Regions from separate parts of the Mus musculus genome. Here region 2 is linked to region 1. A link is a loop called in an ENCODE intact Hi-C map of the cell type or tissue named here. Cell type or tissue: left cerebral cortex. All regions are shown on one strand.

What was found. Peaks named below come from ENCODE experiments on the same cell type or tissue, not always from the same donor. Only the 100,000 strongest peaks of a DNase experiment are listed, where the experiment ranks them.
Region 2: it touches region 1 in a loop (8-fold over the local background); 27 of 42 quality-filtered maps call a loop at or near these places.

Annotation. Positions count from the first base shown.
Region 1 is chr3:32,318,045-32,326,044 of GRCm38, forward strand. The region is part of intron 1 of Gm42201 (a long non-coding RNA gene); the gene reads right to left. Among named protein-coding and RNA genes, the nearest start is that of Gm42201, 4.3 kb to the right of the region's middle. In left cerebral cortex, no CTCF peak of the experiment used is centred here; no DNase peak of the experiment used is centred here.
Region 2 is chr3:31,791,626-31,799,625 of GRCm38, forward strand. No RefSeq gene overlaps it. Among named protein-coding and RNA genes, the nearest start is that of Gm34031, 110 kb to the right of the region's middle. In left cerebral cortex, no CTCF peak of the experiment used is centred here; a DNase peak (open chromatin) is centred at 2,224.

The DNA of each region.
Region 1 (8,000 bases):
CATGACCTTGGGCTAGTGGCTCTAAGCCTGATTTCCCTGGGCTACTGAAGGAACTCACCAAATGTGTAAACCATGTGCCTCCCCCTTGTTGCTCCCTTTCTGTGTGCTTTGTCTTCACACTCACTGCCTAGAAGCTCGGAAAATGAAGCCAAACTGCTAACGTGTTCACACTCCCGCCAGCACCTTGCCACATGTGCCGCCCCACCATAACTTCCTCCGTGTCAGCGTGCAACTGACAGAGCAGTCAAGAAACAGACAAGCAAGGGTACGGGACCAAGCAGCTGCTGCCGGTTGCGTCTGGGCAGGAAGGAAATGCAAAGGAAAAGGGAAACTGAGGCCACTGAACCATCAGCAGAAGCTTGGGGCTAACGCTCCAGTCAAGACAGAGTTCTTCCATTGTAAGCCCAGTTGGTTGACTTCTTTTCTCAGTTACTCTCATGACCTTTCTTCCCCAGAGTCCACTGAGGTGTTTTCATAAGGGCTCCTTATTCCTGGAACACACTTTCCTGTGACTATCACCAACTCTAACGCCTTTTCATCTTCTTTACTATATAAAGCCATTCCACCTAATGCCTTAAGACCGTTAATCTTGACAGAGATCAAAGCCAATTGCATTTGCTTTAAAAACATATTTAAGTCGTCTCCAAAACCAAATATCTTTAACATTGAAACCCCATCCTTGGATCAGAAGAAAGTGCTGGAAAGCTTTCTGCCTCCCAGCCGCACCAGCTAGATTCCCCAGTTGATACAAGTGCCTACTAGGAGAAAACAAGAGTCTACAGAACCTCTCAGCACGCAATGTGTTGAATCTACTAAGTGATCCTGCTTATTAGTTAATTAGAAAGGCAGCAAGCTTAAAAGGGACTGGGGAGATGGCTCAGTGGGTAAGAGTGTTGTTCAGTAAAGCATAAGGACCTACGTTTAAATTCCTAGCGCCTATGTACGGGAACGCATGTCTATAACCCCAACACTGGGTCAGAGGCAGGCAGATCCAGAGATTCACTGGTCAGCCAGCATAGATTGAAGGAGGAGTTCAAGTTCAGAAAGTAAAACCCTGTCCTAAGGGTTACTTAAAGCAGAGAGTGAAGGAAAAAGACATCTGATGCCTTCCTATGGCACAACCACACACTCACATATATGCAACACATGCAACAGCAGAGGGTGTTTATATGCATGGTACAGATAACATAGTGAGACAGATAAAAGCAGTAATTGCCTACTCCTCCCACATGCATGTAAGTGGTCTAGACCCAATGTTACACCCTGTCTACTAGCGCACCTGCAAGTTGGAGATGGGCTATTGTTATTCACGTATTAGTTCACCTATATTTCTTTTTGAACATCTATCTCGTGCCTTAGTCAACTAGACTGAAAAAATGACCCAATCAATGGGACTTTTATAGCTGCCCATTCCCACCATCTTCACCCTTCTCACTCTCTAGGAAAGAAAAAGAGGAGGAAGAACAGAAGAGTATGAAGCCAGCATTAAGAACATTTAGGGCTGGGCTGCCTGGCAAGCATGAAGACCTGAGTTCAATCTCCAGACTCCATTAAAATAATAATAATAACAAGCCAACCCAAGGTGGGCATGGTGGCACAGGCCCTTAGTCCCAGCAGAGGCAGGTACATCTTTGTGAGTCCAAGGCCAGCCTGGTCTATAAAAGTTTCAAGGTGGCCAGGGCGGTTACACAGAGAAACCCTGCTTCAAAAAAAAACAAAAAACAAAAAACAAAAACAAAAAAATGAGAGAAAGAAAAGAAGGGAGGAAAGTAGGGAGGGAAGGAGGGAGGAGGGAGGGGGGAGGGAGGGAAGGAAGGAAGGAAGGAAGGAAGGAAGGAAGGAAGGAAGGAAGGAAGGAAGGAAGAGGCCAACCAAGTGGCAGGCACTCGTGACACTAGCAATGTTGAGACACAGGCACACAGCTGCTCAACCACACCTACACACTCACACAGAGAGGTGTGGGGGGAGGAACAGTGCAGAGGCTGGCACAAGCTGAGTGAGGGCAGACCTTGAACAGCAGAATGATCAAGCCACAAGCCCCACACTCCAGTACCTGCTCCTCAGCCTTCTTCACCCCTGCTTTGGGAGCCAAGAAGATAGCTTCTTCAAGCACACTGTATGGAACATGGCACTCGCCTTACAAGACATGTGGATGGCCTTCGAGAAACCAGAGATGGAATGAGAAAGGACAATCGATGTACTCAGTTTGTATGTACAAGATGCAAGTCGCAGCACATCCCAGTGATCCTTAGCTCTTGGTAGGCACAGGCAGGATAGCAAGTTCAAAGCCAACCCGGGCTACAGTGCAAGGCCTTGTGGGGGGAGGGGCTCATGAGAATAATTCATTTTAGAAATGATGGAAGAGGCCAGGTATGGTGATGCACACCTATAATCCTAGCACCTAGGAGGCAGAAGCAATGGCATCACACATTTGCGACCAGCCTGGGCTCTCTATCAAGACACTGGCTCAGAAAGACAGAAAAGATAATCAGCAATTTGACACTAATAGAGCTTTCTATTATCAAGGTATGTGCTCCAAGAAGTTCAGTTAGATCTCACCTCATTACCCACTTCAGACAGGGCATCAGCAAGAGATCAAAGCTATGGTTCATTAGGTTTACCTGGAGACATAGGTTATAAAAGCATAGCGGGTATACAGGGATGGGGACAGGGTTACAGAAGCATGAGAGAGTACTTACCGGAGCATAGTAGAGGTCTTAAAGGAACATGGGGAGAGGTGACTTGCAAAAACATAGATGACTCAAAGGCAGCTGCACCAATGAAGAGCCCACCCTAGCATGGATGACAGCTCACAAAAGCTGCTTCCTGGCCCTCCCTGTCCAGCTTGCAGACAGACCCAACCCTCAGCAGTTGCTTACTGCTTTATATGACCCTGGGAAAGGGTCTTGTATGTCTTGTAAGATCTCTGAGATCTCTGAGTCTTAGGAGCCTCCTGCCCTCCAGGAGGAATATTTTAATTCAGAGGAGGTATGCGCACAGCGCCCCGTCTAAAAGGTACTCACCATTATTACTTTCCTGTAAGAAAGAAAGTGTCAAAGAATGCATGGACACTGGACATTCTCCATAAGAATGTCACCTAACAGGAAAAGGCCACTCCCATCAGTGAGCATGCATGCATGCCTTACTACTTCTAAGCATCCATTTCTCTGTGAAGATGCTGGCTAAAATGGTTTTCTTTCTTCTCCTACAGTGTTCCCTCCTTGCAAATATTAATACCATTGATGTGGAAGGCTCAGCATCCACTTTTAGCCTCTTTTCCTATGGTACACCACTCTCTACCACATACTCCACACACGTGTATAGCATATGTTACATTACTTTTTCTGGGGAAATGTGAACAGGTTATCTCTTCACACCAGATAGGGAACCAAGAACTGATCAAAGCAACAATTCTATCCAAGTCCAGCTTAGGAAGCCAGGGAGTTGGTGCAACTTACAGAAGCATGGGTAAGGGGTCATTTCCAGGAGCATGTGACTCAGACACAGCTGTATCAATGACAACACCCACCCCAATGTAGGTGATGAGCTCCTAAATGCCATTGATGGATTCCAGCGTTCAATAACCTCCCGCCTTCCATATACTCTGCCTGCCCACCAAAATAATGTGCAGCTGGAAGGAGGGAGCAAGGAGCCACTGGAAGCCCCAGTGAAGGTCCTGTGACTCTTCCCCCTCTCCTACAAAACTTAGAAAGCACTGGGTTATCTTGCTTATTTCACTGCCATGACAACAGGGCCTACATGTCAGGACAGCAATCTCTGCTCCATGATAACCAGTGGTCATGTCATTTCCAGAGAAAACAGCCCAGTAGAACAACATATATACTATCCTACCCCTGCTCTTGGGATCAGTAACTGTGATTGTTGATCTGTATAGCTGTGAATTTAGCTAGGCCAATTTGGCCACCAGTGAGTCAAACACACGCACTCGCCCAGGAGCAATCTGGATTCGCAAAGAAAGACACACACACACACACACACACACACACACACACACACACACACGTGTGCGCACCAGTTAATTTTAGAATGTCTTGGCTAGCTCAAAGGTTAGGCAGTTCTAATCCTCCCCGCAGCTAGCACACATTTCCCTCCTGCAATCCTGGCTTAATGCCCTCTGATTCTATATTTTATCTTTGTTGCCCTGGCTCCTTCTAGGTGGCTCCCTAGTCTTTGCTGCCCAAGACCCTTCTGGGTAGCCCTTTTCAGGGTTGTATTCCTTCTCATGGGTCACATTTCTTCTCACCTACGTCTTGGATGATTTTCCTTCTGCAGCTTTAAATCTGATCCGTCTCCCTCCAAATCCTGGCAATTCTTCCTTCCTATCTTCTAGATCCAAGCCTATGCAATCTAAAAGTTCTGCCCTCCTCTCTCTACCCAGCCATTAGCCATTGGATCTTTATTGATTGATCACAAACCAATTGGGGACAAGGACCTTCACCATTTGGAAACGCAGATTCCTGATGAATTCAAAGCATTAAAACCAATCCCCAACATCTCACCTTTTCTGTACAAATTAAAAACAGGATCTTCTCTTAGACATATGGTTATACTGCTTGAGCATACCATAACAATTATGTAAATTACAAAGTATGATATGTAACTAACATTTAGTCTATCATATTTGTCAATTAGATAAAGTACTCTATCACCTATCCTAACTAAAGAGCTTATAATTTTATATTTGAATTGTGCTCTTATTTTAGCCTCTATCACCATCTGAAAATGATCCTTTTCACTCTATATCAACTGTCTCAGTGCTAAACAACTTGAGTTTGATTATGAGGAATAACTAGTCTTCAACCCAGTCAGAAATCTGAGAATGAATTAAAAATTACCTGAATATTTAGGAAGCACAAAAACATAGCTTCCAAAACTTAAGCAAATTGGAGAGACAGCTGACTACCTGGACAGTCCCTATTCCTCAAAATATCAAAGCACCTGTCTTTAGCCTTTTGTCCCAGAGCCATCTTGCTGACCCTGAAATGAAGTAGGAATATGAAGGACTAGTTTACCCTGTCTTGACAGAGCTCAGCAGTCAACTATCTGACTTCTGATTGTCCTTTTTGGACAGTATATTGTCTGTAGATGATATAGGCAATTTCTGTCTAATGGCTACCTTGCCACAATAATTAACTTCGCCTGGAGTTCAATATCTTCTTTGAAACTTGAAGGGGATACTGTCAGGAGCAGACATGTCTCTAGTCAAATTTTCTAATAATAATAAAATGATTAAATTTCAAATCCTGTGGATTTCTGATGCTTCTGAAGAACATAGATAGATAGATAGATAGATAGATAGATAGATAGATAGATAGCTGAACTGTTAAAACTTGATTACTCTTAGCTATTTCTAATTGAATAATATTGAATTGAATAATAATTAAATCAGAATCTATATAACCATGAGTTTACTATCTGGCTCTTAACTTGCATTACTTAATCATCCTAAACAGTTTGTAAGAGCAGCTATAAAAGGACTGGGTCAAAGCCTTATGTTCTTAAATGAGTTGCAGAGGCACAATGCCTATCTAAGAGTAACAATGTTAATTTCAAATTTTGTATCAATATATAAAGATTTATACCTATGGCAACCTTAAATATATATCAATATATAAATTTTGTACCAATGGAAGAAATTATCACTTCAATTTTACATCAATTACAAAGATTTCTATCAATGTACGATTATGACTTCACAATGCTTTGTTCACGAATAATATTAGTAATCCATCCTATCTATTTCTTTCAGTTCAAAATTATGACCATTTCCAAATTATCCCTTAAAATGGCACCCTATCTATAATTTGTAACCATAACCGGACACCCAAACCAAAGGAGTTATGCTGACGACTCTCCATGATGTCTTCATGCTGAAAGTGACAAGAAATTATTTAAAAGGGTAGGGAGGAGTAGGAAAATTAGAAAAATTGGTTAGACTTAAGAAAGCTAGCTTTAGCATCTATTATCCACTCTCTGTAGTCTTAGAAGGCTCAGGGCTTGACTGAAGTTCTGACTGGATCCATCTGAAAGGTGGGATGAGGTGAGATTATCCGGAATCAGGAGCAATTTCCGTTCTGGAAGCAAGTCTCTGGACAGCCATCAGGATGCAGGGGCTGGAACAGCAGGTCACTTCAGCATCTCTTAGGATGAATCTTGTCAAAGCTGTCTATCCTGTAATATATGAATCTCACGACCAAAATTGTTTTACCATTAAGATATTCATATGGGTTGTGTAGGGTGTACAGATCAGTTAAGGATCAGTTAACAAAGTTTTTGCTCTTTGTTTGAGCAGGTAAAAGACAACTATCTTTCTTATGAGTTAATTTTATCAATAACCAATTGTAATAAATCTCCATTCCTGCCATATGAAGGAGGGCATGAAGAATCTTAAAGATTCCATAACCAATAAGACTTATTGACTCATTTAAGCTGAAGTTTGAGGTAGAGACATTTTTATATCTAAGTCAGTTACTGGGCTGTTTCCATGTCAAGGAACCAGCAGATCAAGTTTCCTGTCCTGTTTGACTTTCTCAAAATTTTTTTTTCAGTAGTCAAGATCCTCAGGGGGTCGTCCCCTGCCATATCTGATCCATATCATTCTGGAAGGGGTCCAGAGCCTTTTCTCCTTTCCTCTCAACACAAATACAGAGCCTCTCTCCTAAAATAGCATCTCCTTGGTCCAGTAACCAGAAATCATTAAAGGCATAGCTTGACCTCTCTCCAAGAACACTTTTAATATAACCACTAAACCATATAACCATACACATTTTGATAACAAAAGCAATTCAAGGCAATTAAACAATCTTTCTTAGTTAGGGTTTTACTGCTGTGAACAGACACCATGACCAAGGCAAGTCTTAATAAAACAACATTTAATTGGGGCTGGCTTACAGATTCAGAGGTTCAGTCCATTATCATCAAGGTGGGAGCATGGCAGTATCCAGGCAGGCATGGCACAGATAGAGCTGAGAGTTCTACATCTTCATCCAAAGGCTGCTAGTGGAAGACTGACTTCCAGGCAACTAGGGTGAGGATCTTATGCCCACACCAACAGTGACACACCCATTCCAACCAGGTCACACCTATTCCAATAAGGCCTTCCAACACCTCCAGATGGTGCCACTCCCTGGTCCAAGAATATACAAACCATCACACAATCTAAACAAATATTAACCATTGATACAGTGCTTCTTCAGCATCTCCTACTTTTCAACCTATAAGTTAAGATCAAAAGCCTTGACACTTTATGTATACTTAAATCCTGTCTGCTATGGAGATTAATTTCTCTGTAGGTACATGTCAGTATGCTCCTTTCTCTTTATATAATTCCAAGGCCTAGCTTTCTACTGTCTGGGATAGGTCAGGCTCCCTATCCCTGCTTCCCAATCTAATTTTTAAGATCGAAAGCCTCAATATTTAGTATCTATGTCTATTTACTGTATAAGCCTATTTCCAGGCTCTACTTATGTTGTACCAGGCAAAAGCAGTCCCAGAAATCCCATGTGGACCACGTTCAAAGATTTTGAGAATTTGTCTTGTCAAGACTTTTAAATTTCTTTAGAGTATTTTTTTATTCAATATCCCTAACTTCTCCCTTCTGTGGAGCTTAATATTTCTGTATACTTAAGAACATTTTAATAATTACCATTATGCACTCTTCTATTCTCAAAGGAATTAAATCAAATTTGTAAATCTATCCTTTATTTATCTGGTAGCTGTTGTGGATAGCCCTGGAGCTAATTATATTTTATGTTAAATCATTTTAAGAGATCTGGAAGTGGCTCCATCATTAAGAGCATTGGTTGTTCTTCCAGGGGACCAAGGTTCAATTCCCAGCAAACACAGGGCATCTCACAGCCACTTGTAACTCCAGCTCCAAGAATCTGTTGACCTCTTCTAGCCTCTATGGGTACTGCATAAAGATGGTGCACGGGCTAACGTGCAGGCAAAACACACATGTGTGCACACCACACAGACAG
Region 2 (8,000 bases), 530 kb before region 1:
GTTTCCCCTTCAGAGTAAGATTCACATATCCTCCCTTGGGACCTCCTTATTAGTTGGTTTCTTTGGGTCTGTGAATTGTAGCATGGTTATCCTGTACCTTATGTTTAATGTCCAGTTTTGTACTTTCTGGGTTTGGGGTCCTTGCTCAGGATAATATTTTCCAATTCCATCCATTTGCCTGAATATTTTCACAATGCCTTTGTTTTTAATAGCTGAATAGAATTCCATTGTGTAATCATACGACATTTTCTTTATGCATTCTTCAGTTAAGGGACATCTAGTTGTTTCTAGTTTCTGGCTATTATAAACAAAGCTGCTATGATCATAGTTGAACAAGTATCCTCGTGGTACGGTGATACATTTTGGGGGGTATATGCCCAAGAGTTCTATAGCTGGGTCTTAGGTAGAACTACTCCAAATTTTCTGAGAAACGGACAAATTGATTTCCAAAGAAGTTGTACCTGTTTGCACCCCACCAGCAATGGAGGAGTATTCACCTTTCATCACATCCTCACCAGCATGTGGTTTTGAGTCACTTGAATCTTTGTATTACCATTCTGATGAGTATAAGATGAAATCTCAGTGACATTTTGATTTACATTTCCCTGATGACTAAGAATGTTGGCTCTTTCTAAGTTGCCATCTTGGCTTTCTGGGTTTTTGATCTATAGTAATGTTGTCCTTCTATATGTTGAGTTACTGGTAGCTGAACCTTAAGCAAAGATCCTCTCTGTCTTTGCACCATGTACTGAACATGACTTTTCTGACTTGGGGCTGGGTGCAGTACCTAGCATGAGGATGTACATCTCTAGCTCTGAAATTTTCCTCTTACACTTTAAGGGTGGCAAACCCCATTCTTGTTTGTGTAGGGTTATCTGGGTCTAGCAATGAAAGGCCAGAATCCAAGGAAACTCTTTAGGCACAGACCAGTTCAGATGGTAAATGTGAGTACAGCACTGAGTACAAGATCTATAATAACAGAGAAGTACATCTCTGCCCCTGACTCTCAGCACGTTTCTTGAGAAGGAAATTAGGTTAATTGAGAAGGGGGAGGCTACCCTAAATATGGGTAGCACTGCTCAGTGAAATGGGTGAATAAAAAGGAGACAACTAGCTAAGCAATAGCATTCATCTCTCCCTGCTTTCTGACCATAGATGTGATGTAACCAGCTACCTCATGCCACTGCCATCATGCCTTCTCCACCATGATGGACTGTACCCACAAACTGTGTGCCAAAATAAAGCATCTATTCTATTCCTTTGTTCCTTATGTCAGGTGTTTATTTCACCCCAGAAAGAGAAAAGTAGCTCACACAGTGAACCACCATAAGTTCACGTTCTAACCATTCAATCTTGACTAAGGTTTCTAAACCCTCAATGCACGGGAAGGGAACATAAGAAAACAGCCACTAAACAAAGTGCATGTACAGTGCCTGGTACGGAGTGATAATTCCTGATAATAACTACCCTGTGGCCTCTTAGCATTTAATACCCCCATGACATCCAGAGCTTCTAGAACTGTGCTTCCTTTCTGCCACTCCTTTCCAAGAAAGAAAACATACATCACTAAGCCCAAGACCGAATCCTGGCACAACTCCCAAATTCTATCTACCCTTGCTTTTCTTATACTGCTTGTTTCTACATAGTCAGGGCTTTAACTGGGGGGGGGGGGGGGGGGGGCTTCTGCGAATGGTTCATAAGCAGCAGTGACCTGTCTGACAGCTCGCACTCCCTAAGCCTCAGGGACCATTAGAACACCCCTTTCAAAGAGACACAGTGACAGACCTTGGGCCCAGTCAGGAGAGTCTAAACCTAAGGTCTGCGTGTAGTGGGAAATATACAATTGGATTACATTCACCAGTACAGCAAGAATCAAGCCTTGAGAATAATTGTGTTGACTTGGCCAATAATCCTTCTCAATCCAACTGTATCTAATATCCTGTGCAATTAACAGCCATCTTCCACCCAAGCATTTAATGGCTGTCATGTTTGACTACACTTTGACGTGGATATCTTTATCATCGTTGTAAATAATTGCATTCTTCTCCTTTATAAAATCAAGACAGAGATTTCGCTTCTGTTTAATCTTATGCGATTGTTTTTTTTTTTCCAACAAGGGAAGCATGATTATCAGTCACATCTGTTGTATTCTTTCCATCTTGTGCATGCTTGTGCTTACGTTCCATCACATTAAAATGCATGCGCATGTTTGCTCACTGAGGAAAACTTGCCAAGACTTTCCGGCTCTACATCATCTACAGCTTACTTACAGCCAACTCTCCAGAACTGAAATTGGTCTACATTATTTCTGTCCACTGAGTTACTTGGGTTTAAGCTTCCTTTAGCACTGTCTATCTTCTCTCATTTAATTTTTCGGCTTTGCCATTTAAAGTGAAATCAATATCTGGACAGCAGGATTTTTGCCCTTGTCCTCCTAATTTAAAATATTACTCTTAACAGCTTGATAATTGATCAGTTTTCAGGAAAAACCAGTGGCAAATCTTTCAGTACATCTCTCTACATAGTTCAAGTCCAACTTTTCCTAGCATTTGACTAGAGTGATAAACATCGTTCTCCCCACACCCAGTCCCCCCATGGGAGAGGGATACAGGGTGGCTTCTTCAAGCATTGTATCAAACACTCTCACCCATCTGTGGCATACTGGCAGACAAGAGAGTCCTAGTCCAATGAGGCAGGGACTCACTTTAAAAGAATGTCTGTTCATTAAAATTCTTTTGCATTTAGATTCTTGATCCATATGCTGTGACTACACAGAAAGTATGGGACACTCCAAATGTCACAACAGATAATCACTCTACTAACTTACAAGCTTTGAGTTTTGTGACTGAGTGATTTGAATCTCATGGAGTGACTCTGGAAACCAGGTGGTAGTGAAGCCCAGTGCTTTTGATTCTGAGCCAATCAAGGAGTTGCATGGTGAGGATGGAGATGTAGAGCTTGAAGGTGGACAGACAGAGATATTCCTGGTATTTCGTTCCATATCTGCCAACTGCGTCAGTGGTCCTGGGCACTCACAATTGCCAGTAATCTGTCCATTGCATCAGGGACAATAGAATGCACACACTTAATAAGGATATAGACTTACTCATACTTCATCAGTCAAGCAGTAATAGATCCATTGGCTTTTAAAAAGATGAGTATATGGTTATATTATGGCCAGAGTCTAAAAATTCCCTTACAGCTCATGTTTTCAATATTTGGTCCAAAGCTTCTGAGACTTCTTTGAAAGTTATGGAGCCATTCAAAGGTGGAGTCAGGTTTGTGAAAATAGGTTGCTAGGAGAGGGTCTTTGAAGGCCACAGCCATTCTAGTTCAGGGCTTCTAGCTTTCTGTTCTCTTTCTTCTCTGTCTGCTACCGTGTGAACCAAATGACACCTCATGTTCCCTCTTCCACAGGCTTCCCCATGCCCTCCTCACCATGATAGACAAGTCCTTTTGAAACCTTCCCTGAATAAATAATGAATAAATCTCCCCTTAGGTTGTTTCTGTCAGGTGTTTTGTCACACCCACAAGAAAAGAAACAAATACAGCCATTATGTCAATCAAGTTTTCCTTCTTGTGAACACCTTTCCTTAAAAATAATCCTAGAAGTGAAGACTCATGGTGCAGGAAACCTTAGGCCCTGTGGGTGTTAGAGCTAAGGTCATGATAATCATGTCGTCTACCTCTTTCATTTTACAGATGAGAGAACCGTGCAAATAGTGGAGCACAGTTTTATCTAGACAGGCGTTCACATCTCCAGAAGAATCTCATAAAAATGAATATTCGTTATCATAAACAAGGGGACTAGCTAATTACAGGTTTCAAATGTGATCGTCCTCATTAATAAGCACTCGTTGTTTTTGATCTCTGAATTATTGGGCCAGTTCCAATTAACGAAAGTAATGGTTACGTTTTAGTCTAACCAAGCTATAAGAATTCATAAAAAAAACCAAACAAACAAAAAAAAAAAAACATGGAAAGTTTTCATCTCATGTACAGCGTGGATCTACCCCATTATGCATCATACATGCTTTATTAGTTACTTTCTCACTTCTGCAATAAAACACTCTGGCAAAAATCAAATAAAGGGGCAAAGAGTTTGTTACTTATACTTACAGTTCCAGAATGATACCAGTCATCATGGGAGTGAAGAGAAGGCAAGATGTACGGAAGGCATGGTAGCAGGAACAGAAGACTTAACGGTCACAGTCACAGTGCATCCACACTAAGTAAGCAGAAAGCTAGTGGAGCTGGAACCAGGCTGTAAGCTATCAAGACCCACCCCAGCCACTCGCCGATTCTACCGAAGAATCTACCCCCGAAAGATCCGACAGCCTTTACTAGCATAACTACTGGGTGGAAGAGGGCAACGCAAGAGTTCAAATACCCAAGCCCATGGAGAACACTTCACATTCAAACCATAATACATTGAGCCTTGGTTACTTCTGTGACCTCTATCAGAACACTCTGTCTGAAATGTCTCTTATTAGCATCTTAAATCTCCATACACGCATCCATCTCTAGAGGACATGGAAACTTCCCAAGTGCCGGGAAAGACTACAGTTTCAGACTGGCTCATTAATATCCTTGGTTCATCATTAAGGATGCAGACTCGGGCAAATTAAGATGCTTATGTATAAAAATACTTCCTTAACTGTCCCCTTGACACTGACTGTGGAAGCACTGATTCCTGGGTTCAGGATTATCATCAATATCAAAAGGCACTTGGACCTCGTGAAATTGCTTCTCTCAAGTGTTAGCACCCTGCCTGTGGTTTCTCTCCTGAACTATAATAACTCTGTTCTACAATCCAGAAATTCAGATGTTTCTGTGTCTTGTTCAGGCTGAAGCATCCATGCCTAGAGTTAGGATTTACTAGGAAACTACGTTAAGGATCCTGGGGAATTGTTGCAAGGATCAGCAGCAGCAGTGGCTTGAAGTTAACCACCACCACAGAGAAATGTGTGCATGTTGGATAAGGTGCAATGAGTGAGGGCACAGTGGTGTGCCAGACCTCCAGACAGCCTTAACCAGAGTTGTCCATAAACTTCTCCAAGTCAACAGAGCATCTCTAAGTATAAAATCAGTTATCAGCTCTCCAAGAAAATATAAGCATGGGGAACAGAAAGCCTTAAAGATGATGACAAAAGAATAGTAAAAGTGTGATTCATGAAATTCCTGATTCATGAAATTCCTACCTCTTGGGTCCCTTTATTCATTTTTTCACTCATTAGTCCATATTTACTGAGCATCTAGGCTCCATGCCAACATCTGTGACTGAAAGGCAAAGCTGTATTCTTTCTCCACAAGCCAGGCTACTCAACGGTGATGTTGCCGTGCTTTTCTCTAGCTCCATATCAAGTGGTTTTCTTGAGATGAGGGTCTTATGAGGTCCAGGATGGCCTGACACTCAATATATAACCAAGGATGATCATGAACTTCTTATCCTCCTGCCTCCATCTCCAGAGTACTGATGTTATAGATATGCACCACCATACCTGGTTTATGTGCTGCTGACACTCAAACCCAGAGCCTCACGCCCAGGAAAGCCTGAGCTATCTCCCCATCCCCCATAGCCCTTTTTGTGCCTCATTAGGAGATATAAATATCTGCCTTTCTTCTCGGAGATTAATAATTTCTTATTGCATATGATTCAATAGCATCTAGCCTTAAACAAAAAGATCCATCCTCCACTGCAAGGTGTCCTACATTTTTGACATAACATTTCACACCTTACAGCAGTGATTCTTAACTTACAAATCACATCCCTTTGGAGGGCAAATGATTTTTTTTTCCACACAGTGTTGCATATCAGATATCCTGCATATCAGATATTTACATGTTGATTCCTAACAGAAGCAAAATTTCAGTTATAAAGTTACAAAGAAATAATTTTATCATTAGGAGTCGCCGCAATATGAGGAGAATGTATTAAAGGGTTGCAACATTAAAAGGGTTGAGAATCACTGTCTTACAGGAAATTAACTCCCTTCTTCCAACACACACAGGTATCCTCTCATGGTTGTCTTGTGAAACATCCTTTTACAGGCTTTATCAACCTCCTGCATCCTGAAGATACTGTCCATCCAACACCTGCCAAACACCAGAACATCAGTTGGGTACTCCGGACTTGGGGAATGCCGATATTGTCAGCCAAGATCCAATTTCTCTATGTACATAAGAAAACTATTTTTACAGAGTCTTTAGCATATGCAGGTACTGTGTGCTAAGTATTTAACAGGTAATATTTCATCCTCCTCCAAATGCAGCAGAGTCTAATATCACCCCCAGTTTAATTCTAAAGCAACTGATCTCACTTAAGACCACAGTTGGAACTAATGGCCCTGGACTGAAATGACAGCAGGCTGACTACAAAGCCCAATGGTTAAAAGGACACAGAGAGAACAGAACTGTGTAGCATGGTTGAACTTACTTCTCCATATATGTATGAATGAAGATAGAAGTCTCCTTAGATTTTGGTAAATATCAAGTGTCTTGGGAAATGTTCATTGGTCACACAATTTTATCCCTATTTAGTTTTTGAGGTTTTGTTGAGATAGGCTTTCATTCTATAGCCAAGATTGACCTCAGATTTGCACCACCCTCTGTCCAAGCCTCCTCACTCCTGGGATTATAGGTATGGACAACCATGCCTGACTTTGGTATTTGCATTGAACTTAATCTTTCTGGAGAATCTGCTCCCAACTGCTGCTGCATCCTTAGCTCAGGTTCCACTCACAATGTTTATCTCTGCTATGGATGTGCAGGAGTAAGGCAATCTGAAAATCAATAGGACTATGTAACACAGGTGCTCAAGTTTTCCCATCTTCAGTGTAAGACATCTGACCACTGCTTTATCTAGCAATGGCTCGTCACATCTAGCGAAGAGTTTATCCTTCATCAGAGATTTGCAATGGTTCACTTACTAATTAGAAAATAGTTTGGAATGCCTTTCATGTAGGCTAGTGAAGAAACTTCGGTTGCCTGACACCTGAACTAAAATGGAACATAGAGGCAACCATCTATAATTCCTGAAAATAAGCCTTGCAGACACAGGGAAGCGTGTCTAGCCAAAAACTGAGCAGCAGACAGCCATTGCCCCACTGTGATTGATAGTTACAATATGAAGTCCCCTGTCTGTCATCAGAGAACACTGTTTGTGATTATGGCAGATTTCTCCTTTCAGCTCTCACTTTCCTCTTAAGGAAACTGCTCATTTATATCCACTGAGGATGCTCCTAGTGGAATGGATGTACCATCACACATCTAAGGAGGGAAGAAAGAGGCAACTGCAAGAATTCACTGGCAGCTGAACCATCCCCAGGAATCGCCCAAATTTATATCCATCAGTAACACAAACTAAATTATCTCTATAAAAATTAGTTTAGAGAAACAACTTGTCACTTACAGCTGCACGGTGAAGGACCACATCATATCCAGGCAGTCAGGATTTTATTTCCAATCTAATGTGCCAATGGCAGCTTCCAATAAGAAAGCAATTTGCGGGTCTAGCCAATTACAGTTTGTCCTTGGATGAAGATGACAGGAAGTCTGAGCCACTGGTTCACTGAAAACATCAGAGAGATATCCCTAATACTCAGTCTGCTTCTCTGTGAAGTTAAGCATTAAGGAGGTGATTAAAATTCAGTGTAACTGTGGTACCGAATCAAAGGAAAGGCATTGCTGTCTGATAGTGGGAGAGGATTTTCAGAACTGTCCAAAGAAGCAACGCCATGCATTTAAAGCATGAAAGCTCAGTGATTGCAGCCATGCCCTCACCAAGAAGGTTCTCTTTCAGATGTCACATGTGTAGAGGTGCCCAGTGGAGCCCAGGCTGCTGCACACAATTCATTTAAGCATGTAGCTCTTCTTCATTTGATACTTCAATTACCGCCAAATGGCCCTTTAGCTGTGATGAGAGGTTCGGAGGGGATGGCTGCTTCTGGTTTTACATGTTGCAATCGGAAGGTTATTTTGCTCCATTTTACTAAAAACTC